2 separate regions of the Homo sapiens genome follow, and region 1 is linked to region 2. A link is an interaction called in ENCODE POLR2A ChIA-PET data of the cell type or tissue named here. Cell type or tissue: GM12878. All regions are shown on one strand. Links, peaks and the distances in the headings refer to the core of each region. The heading gives the core; the rest is flanking DNA. Region 1 has its middle 4.1 kb from the start of MTHFD1L. Region 2 overlaps PPIL4 (peptidylprolyl isomerase like 4).

The links. ChIA-PET counts read pairs that join two places held together with the same protein. Peaks named below come from ENCODE experiments on the same cell type or tissue, not always from the same donor. Only the 100,000 strongest peaks of a DNase experiment are listed, where the experiment ranks them.
Region 1: POLR2A ChIA-PET joins it to region 2 with 5 read pairs; 1 of 35 experiments calls an interaction of 5 or more read pairs at or near these places.

The regions. Positions count from the first base shown.
Region 1 is chr6:150,859,413-150,863,813 of GRCh38, reverse strand. No RefSeq gene overlaps it. Among named protein-coding and RNA genes, the nearest start is that of MTHFD1L, 4.1 kb to the left of the region's middle. In GM12878, for the core only: no CTCF peak of the experiment used is centred there; a DNase peak (open chromatin) is centred at 1,853; H3K27ac peaks cover 358 bases.
Region 2 is chr6:149,504,805-149,509,205 of GRCh38, reverse strand. It overlaps PPIL4 (peptidylprolyl isomerase like 4), which reads left to right. Exons shown (of 13, transcript NM_139126.4): 13 at 3,502-4,401. The coding sequence ends at 3,753. Among named protein-coding and RNA genes, the nearest start is that of ZC3H12D, 22 kb to the right of the region's middle. In GM12878, for the core only: no CTCF peak of the experiment used is centred there; no DNase peak of the experiment used is centred there; H3K27ac peaks cover 365 bases.

The DNA of each region.
Region 1 (4,401 bases), core at 139-4,138, 1.4 Mb before region 2:
CAAAAAAAAAAAAAAAAAAAAAAAAAGGCTTCCTGAAGAAAGTGAAAGAGGTGGCAGCTGGAGGCAAGACCTTAGCAGTTGAGCTAAGGGAAGGTCAGCTAAGGGAAGGAAATGAGCTAAGGGAAGGTCAGTGTTGGAAAAGTGGGAATGTTGGAAATGAAGGAACAACATGAGCAAAAGTCTGGAGTAGAAGAGAGCATGATGAATTTGAGATACTGAGAGCTGTTCAGTCGAGTGGGGAGGGCAGGGGAAAATGAGTAGCAATGGCAAGTAAGAAGAGCTGGGCAGGGCCACGTTGTGGCAGGTCACGAAACCATTGCATTGCATTTTTTTTTTTTTTTTGAGATGGAATCTAGCTTTATTGCCCAGGCTGGAGTGCAGTGGCGCAATCTTGTCTCACTGCAGCCTCCACTCCCAGGTTCAAGCAATTCTCCTGCCTCAGCCTCCCAAGTAGCAGGGATTACAGCCAACCACCATGCCTGGCTAATTTTGTGTTTTTGGCAGAGACAGGGTTTCGCCATCTTGGCCAAGCTGCTCTCAAATTCCTGACCTCAGGTGATTTGCCCTCCTCGGCCTCCTCCCAAAGTGTTGGGATTACAGGAGTGAGCCTCTGCGCCCAGCCCATTGCATTGCATTTTGAAAGCAGTGGAAAACAACTGAAGGATTTAGAATTAGGAGAGTGGCAATCTCAGATGTGTGTTGTAGAAGGATCACAGCAGCGACAGCGTAGACAATAGAAAGTGAAGGCAGCAGACAAATCCGAAGACTGTTTCAGTAACAGGAGAAGAAACGAGAAGTTCCTGAGTATATCCTTGACCAATGGATTGGTGAAAAGTGGATGGATTCATGAGATAAGTAAGAGGAACCATTGGTAGCCTTTAGGATTTGATTGATTTAGAGGGTATATGGAAGGAAGTTGTCAAGGATGAAGCCCCACTTTCTGGCTTGAAGTATAGGTGGTGCTATTCCTAGAGGAAGACCAGAGGAGAGAAGCAACAGGCTTAGCCCTATCAAGATTGGCATGCCTATGGGATATCAGAGTGGAGATGTGGAGTAGGATGTTGGATCCATGGATGTATAGCTCAGGAGAAAGTTCAAAAATGGAGATACAGATTTGATAACCATGGTTATGGGTAAGATCACCGAGAGAGTGTATAGAAGACAGGAGGACCTACAATAGCACCAAAAAACACAAACAAGAAAGAAGCAGAGGAAGACAATGCCACAAAAGAGACTACGGAGGGAAAAACAGTAGGAGAAAAAATTAGAAAGTGGGCCGGGTGCGATGGCTCACACCTGTAATCCCAACACTTTGGGAGGCCAAGGTGGGGAGATCACCTGAGGTCGGGAGTTCGAGACCAGCCTGACCAACATGTGAAGGGGGCCTGCCCCTCCACACCTGTGGGTATTTCTCGTCAGGTGGAGACGAGAGACTGAGAAAAGAAATAAGACACAGAGACAAAGTACAGAGAAAGGACAGTGGGCCCAGGAGACCGGTGCTCAACATGTGAGGACCTGCACCGGTGCTAGTCTCTGAGTTCCCTCAGTATTTATTGATCACTATTTTTACTATCTTGGTGAGGGGAGTGTGGCAGGGCAACAGGGTGATGTGGAGAAGGTCAGAGGGGAAACATGTGAGCAAAGGAATCTGTATCATGAATAAGTCCAAGGAAAAGTACTGTGCCTGGATGTGCATGTAGGCTAGATGTATGTTTCCCTTTACACAAACATCTCAGTGTAGCAAAGAGTAACAGAGCAGTATTGCTGCCAGCATATCTTGCCTCCAGCCACAGGGTGGTTTTCTCCTATCTCATGATCAGCTTTACCCTGAGACATTTCATTCCCAGGGACGTGCAGGAGACAGAAAACTTCCCCTTATCTCAACCGCAAAGAGGCCTCCCTCTTTCACTACTCCTCAGCACAGACCCTTCATGGGTGTCGGGCTGGGGGATGTAAGGTCTTTCCTTTCCCATGAGGCCATATCTCAGGCTGTCTCAGTGGGGGAAACCTTGGACAATACCCAAGCTTTCTTGGGCAGAGGTCCCTGCGCCTTTCCGCAGTGCATTGTGTCCCTGGTTAATAGAGAATGGAGAATGGCGATGACTTTTACCAGGCATACTGCCTGCAAACACATTGTTAACAAGGCACAGCCTGCACAGCCCTAAATCCATTAAACCTTGATTTGATACAGCACGTTTCTGCGAGCACATGGTTGGGGCTAAAGTTACAGATTAACAGCATCTCAAAGCAGAACAATATTTCTTAGTACAGATCAAAATGGAATTTCTTATGTCTTCCTTTTCTGCATAGACACAGTAACAATCTGATCTCTCTTTCTTTTCCCCACATTCTCCCTTTTGTTTTTGACAAAACTGCCATCGTCATCATGGCCCGTTCTTGATGGTCGCTGTCTCTTCGGAGCTGCTGGGTACACCTGCAGACTAACAACAGACAGAACAGGCACACAAGGATTAATATGAAATTTATAATAATGGAACTTCTGATGGTTTTAACCCAAGTGACTGGGTTAAGATTTGCGAGGCCATCAGTAGCTTCCGTAATTGCTTCAGTTCCTGGCACCAAATTTAAATGGGCTTTTGATGCCTCAAAAATTTGTTCTTTTAATTTTGAAATGTCTGAAGTAAGATTATCTTCTCTTCCTTGTAGATGGCATCTAACCATGTCCCAGTGAGGCTCAGACTCATTACAGGCTTGGGGTGTAATACAAAAATCTGACGTATTCCAGTCACACTGTAACTGAAAATGATGTTCCAAGCTCACGAGCTTATCTCCCATCCAAATGACATTTTGTCTAAGATCATTAATCTAATTTGCCAATTTTTGATCAATACCAGATTGTGAATTCCACAATCTTGTAGAATTTTTTTTGCCAATTGTTAACAAAGTGTACCGTCTGAACAGAAGAGTGCAATGCAACTCCTGCCACAGCGGCCATAACTGTGACTGCACTTAATCCCGTAGTCACCGCAATCAAAGTAAAAATGAATCTTTTGGATCTATTTAGAACTCCTTTTAATACTTCAGTTAAAATATGGATGGATGGCGAAGCCTCCTACAGTTGGTCCATGGACACAGGGATCCACATGGCCTCTCTTGCTCTCACTGGTAGAATACAGTGCTGCCAATTAAAAGTTGAATCAATGCAAGTAAACAATCTACAATTTTCACAGGTTATAGTTTGGGAATCTGGGTTAATAACTATTTTTCCTACAACTAGCATATAAGGGGGCTTTACACAAATTTGCAAAGGAATTGTCAGACTGGAATTTAGGTCGATAGTATAAGATGGCTTACCATCTCTTGTTTTTATAGCTTAATTTCCAGACCAAATTCTAATGTGGTGCGAGGCCACAGTAAGCTTCCAAAGTTCCGGACGCTTAGGACCAGTAACAGGACTAACTAACTTTGGTCGAGGTGATGAGATTCCCTTTTCACCCCATTCCCAAGGGTATAGAGACTCTAACCTTTTATACTTATTTTTATCTAAACCTTCTGTTAAGTCACTGTCCACAGTTGGACTCACATGTGCACTGGGACACGATTGAGTTTGTCCTGTGCAATTGCAGTAGAATTGACCTCGAGGTGCCCAATCTATAATGGTTCCGAATTCATTGTTTTGTAATATCACCGTCCTATCAGCCACACATTCTTCTCAAACTAAAACTTCTGGGCCTTTTGATCCTTTGGGAATTTCTTTGGGGCAAGGCTTCCCCTTAGGCCTAGATTTTAATCATCTTTGATAAGAAGGGTCCTGCAAATAATTTACCTGTGGCCTGAGTGACATTCCACTTACCCTGTGATAAGTAAATCCACTGGTGGCACTGACAGTAGGTACTTCTACCAACCAATTTTGGGTTGTAGGCATTAAGCATCCTGGTGCCCTCCCCAGGCAAATAGGAGGATAACAATACCCAGTGGAAATAATCATCATCATTCCTTCTTCCTTGGGTTGGGCAGGGCAACGATCATCCGTGGGGCCAGGTACCCATGCACTATTATTAACATATACTTCAATAGAATTATCCACCCATGTAACTGCCCGAATTAAGGGCAGGAAAGGCACATAGGCCCAGTAAGCATAATTAGCTGCAGCTGCTCCTGCAGACATGGGAAGACTTATCACCGTTGATACAATCATCAAAGCTGCAAGCAGCATATTCTCTGGAGTTTGTGTCACCTTTGTGAATGTACTTAATGCCACTGAACTGTATATTTAAAAATGGTTAAGATGGTAAATTTTATGTGCATTTTACCACCATCTTAAAAGTCAAGAAGGAGGTGAAGAAACAGCTCAAATTGGTGATCTAAGTTTGCTAGAGTCAATTACTATCATTTACAACAAAGCACTCTGTTGTGTACAGTGGTTAAAGTGAATGCAGG
Region 2 (4,401 bases), core at 155-4,154:
AAGGCAATTTTAAGTTGAAATTTTAAGGCAATATTAACTATAAAATTATTAAATTCTGAATAATGATCTCCTAACTTCTCCCCTTAAAGTATATTAAATTTTAAAAAGTTTTGTACTTTGATTTAATGATATAGCTACATTAATTTTCTCTTCTTCCTAATAAAACTCAGCATCAGTATTTAAGATTTTAATGGCCCCCCGATTTTTTATTATTTTGTTTTTTATTTTTTAAAATTCATTAAAGAGAATTTTCAGTACTAGACAAATTTCAGCTATAGTTCATATTTTCCTGTTTGTCGGTGTTTTGCTTAGTGAGTCTGGTTTCCCAAGAGTATTTTAACTTATTTCTTCAAATTCTTTGTTTTTTATTGAGTAACTAGCCTTACTAATCAATTCGAAAACGTTTGTTTAATTTTCCACCTCATGTCTTAATTCCAGAGATGGTTTTTGTGTTGTTGAGGTTTGGGTTTTACTGGGGTTACAGGAAATGCGTATTCAGCTGGGGGTTGCCTTGCTGAGAAGTATTCATGCTGGTTGTCAGTTTTCCACTGGGGTTTTCATAGTGTTTGTATTCTTGACTGTACTTTTTCTGTCATTTTAGTGATTTAATGTTATCTTGGTGACTAAGATTTAACCAGATCTTTGATTTAGTCCCAGAGACTTGAGCAAGGATAGCTTTTAATTAGATTAGACTTTTTTTGATTGCTTATTTCAAGTCATTTGCTAGGTTAATTGCTTTAAATTGGCCATTTTGTGTTCTTCGTTTTTTCTTTTCTTTTTTTGCCACATGGTAGTTTAATCATCTTGTCTTATGTTTTAAATGTATAAATAATATAACTTTTAAAAATTCATACTGGAAAGGACCTAGACCTTATCTAATTCATTTATCTCACTTTAGATATGAAGATACTGATCCCACAGGCCCTTAGGCCTTTATAGTGGGAGAGCTAGAATTTTAACATTTATTTGGTTCAGTCAGGTGTTGGATTTTTTCCCCATTATTCTGTACCACTCCCCCCTTTTTAATTTTGGATGTCAAGTTAAATTATCTCCAACCTGTGCAGATCTCTTGAGTCTCAGTTTCCCTATTTCTAGAATGAGGATATTGCACTCCTAAAGCTCTTAGCACTGTGTTAGCATGTACTTGGAGGATCTCCTCTTACATGGCTTCATTCAGCCACTTTAACTTTTCCCCTTCATACATACAGGGCTCATTTTTCCTTGCTTTTCAGTTTTCACTTACACTACTTTCATTAGCCTTCTTGCAGCCCATTCAGACCCAAGCTCACTTACCCTTTGAGGCTCATCTGAAATCCTAACTTCTCCATGAAACCTTCTCTAATTATTCTAACCTTAAGAGTACTTGTTTGACACATCTCCTAAATGTCAAAGACTATTTGAACCCAGATCTACCTGACTTCAAAGCTTGTGTAGCTTTGAAAACTACTCCCGAGTAGGAGTGATTTTAAAGTTTCAGTCCAATTCAAATATTCAGCTTCCTCAAATTTTTAAAAGAATGAAGTGCTACATAATCTTTTATCTCTTCTATTTTAAATACTCAAAGCACTTAAGTGCCCATTTGTATAATAACATACTGAGGATTTTATAAATTTATACATCAGCCAGCAGTCTCGGCATTTTAAAAGTTTGTCTCAACCAATACAGAAATAAGTACAAGATGTACAGATATAATAGTATATGAATATTTCTATTTTGTATATGTTATAGGAAGCACAAAAATTCTTTTATCTCAGAATGTCATATTTTACTAGAAAATTGATGGCAAAAGGCTAAACCAAAATGCCTACTCATTTTTTCTACCTCAGGGACTCTTATAATATGACAAGAACTATTGGGATTGTGTGGAAAATCACAAATCAGTTTATAATACTGTATTACACAGTGTGATTATTACTATAACAATCCTGTTACATCTGTTTTCACACACTGTCAAACTCAAGGTGTACAGTATCTAGACAGTATATGGAATAACTAATAATTTGCTTAAAACCCAGTCCTTAACCATGGGTATTCATCACTCTGAATTTTAAGCCTTGACATTTATGTCTGCTACAGTGGTATCTGGTGATAGAGTTGAGACCCTTGGGAGTTTAGTCCTTAGAATTTTCCTTTCCTTTGGGCAGTCTTAAGAAAGTTAAATTTTACAAAGTATCTCTTGAAAGAGCATTGGCTGTGGTCTAAGAGTAGAATTAAATGTAGCAATTTTATTATCTTTGGGGCAAAGGATTCTACCAGTGTTTAAAAACTCATTTTAAAGAAATATAATAATTTTGACATAAGCCTAATCAGCTGAGTGAGGTGGCTCATGCCTGTAATCCCAGTACTTTGGGAGGCCGAGGTGGGAGGGGATCACTTGAACCCAGGAGTTTGAGACCACCCTGGGCAACATGGGGAAACCCCGTCTCTACAAAAAAATACAAAAATTAGCCAGGTGTGATGGCACATGCCTGTGGTCTCAGCTACTTAGGAGACTGAGGTGGGAAGGATCGGTTGAGCCTGGGAGGTTGAAGCTACAGTGAGCCATGATCGTGCCACTGCATTCCTGCCTGGGAGACAGCAAGACCTTGTCTCAAAAAAAATTCTCCTCTCTAACTTCTGTCTTTCTAAACATGGAAGATGTATTTGAACATCTAGAGAGGAGCTGTTATAAAATAAAACACTTTAAAAATTAATTGCTCAGACCCAAGTATACATTATCCATTTTCTTTTTTCGAGATGGAGTTTCGCTCTTGTTGCCCAGGCTGGAGTGCAGTGGGGCAATCTTGGCTCACCGCAACCTCTGCCTCCCAGGTTCAAGCAATTCTCCTGCCTCAGCCTCCCGAGTAGCTGGGATTACAGGCATGCGTCCCCACACCTGGCTAATTTTGTATTTTTAGTAGAGTTTCTCCATGTTGGTCAGGCTGGTCTTGAACTCCTGACCTCAGGTGATCCATCCACCTCAACCTCCCAAAGTGCTGGGATTACAGACGTGAGCCACCGCATCCAGCCTCCATTTTCTTATTTAAGACTTACTGACTTGTCTAAGATCTCTTCCTGCTAAGTTATTTCAATGATATCTTCTTATAGGATTCTTATGGGAATTTTAGTAGTTTCATTGCAGATCAATAATGGGACCACGTTTTGGGGGAGTGAAGGGTGGGGAGCTGGGAATAAGACTATACATAATCAGAATTTTTGATTTTGCAGATTGCTCTAGAGACATGTTCTGATTTCAGTTGAGCTATTTCAGTTCCATATTTTTGAAGCTGATCCTTCGTTTCAGCCAAAATAGTAGATACAAATCAATGACGTTGTTAAACCTTTTTCTGAATTATTTTATTGCTTTGTAATTTACAAGATTCTTGACATTAGTGGTAGTGTTCACATTTAAGCTGTTATAACAGCCTTCTAATGGTAGACTTTTCTAAGTTTTATTAATTGAAAATGCCCACAAAATGATTATTTTACTGATTCACTTGTAATTCCCCCTTCCTTTGACAGGATATCTATAGAGAAATGGGGTTTGGTCACTATGAAGAAGAAGAAAGCTGTTGGGAGAAACAAAAGAGTGAAAAGAGAGACCGAACTCAGAACCGAAGTCGTAGCCGATCTCGAGAGAGGGATGGCCATTATAGTAATAGTCATAAATCAAAATACCAAACAGATCTTTATGAAAGAGAAAGGAGTAAAAAGAGAGACCGAAGCAGAAGTCCAAAGAAGTCCAAAGATAAAGAAAAATCTAAGTATAGATGAAAGATGAAGAGGCAGAATTGAGAGGCTAACATATTTACTCTTGTCTAACTTAAGAGTGCCAGGAAAGCAGATGCTTAGATTTTGTGTCAAAGCTTGTTATTTTTTTCATACTAGGATTATGGTCTTTAGATTAATACTGATTATATAGAGCACGGAAAGATAAAGAATTGAACATTTTCTTTGTATACTTTTTTACACTAATTTTATTGTTATACATAAATGGTAGTCTTCATTTTTGAAGTCTTACATTTTCACTCTTTTTTTAATGAAGTATTTCATACTACAAAAATACATAAACGTATATATAAAGGGATAATAAATGTAAATATCTGTGTACTCATCAGCCAGCTTAAGATACAGATGTTGTCGACATTTTAGAAGTTCCCTAAGGCCCTCTCCCTCTCAAATAATTATTTGGAATTTTGTGTTTGTCATTTGTCTATTATAGTTTTACAACATACGTATGTATCTGTAAGTGAAATGTTAATTTTGTATGTTTCTGAATTTTATATAAATGGCAAAATGTTTACTTCTGTGACTTTCTTTCATTTTTATTGCTATATAGTATTATATAAATATACTACAACTTATTCATTCTTGATGGACATTTGAGTTTTGTTTATTTGTTTTTGCTGTTGAAACAATGCT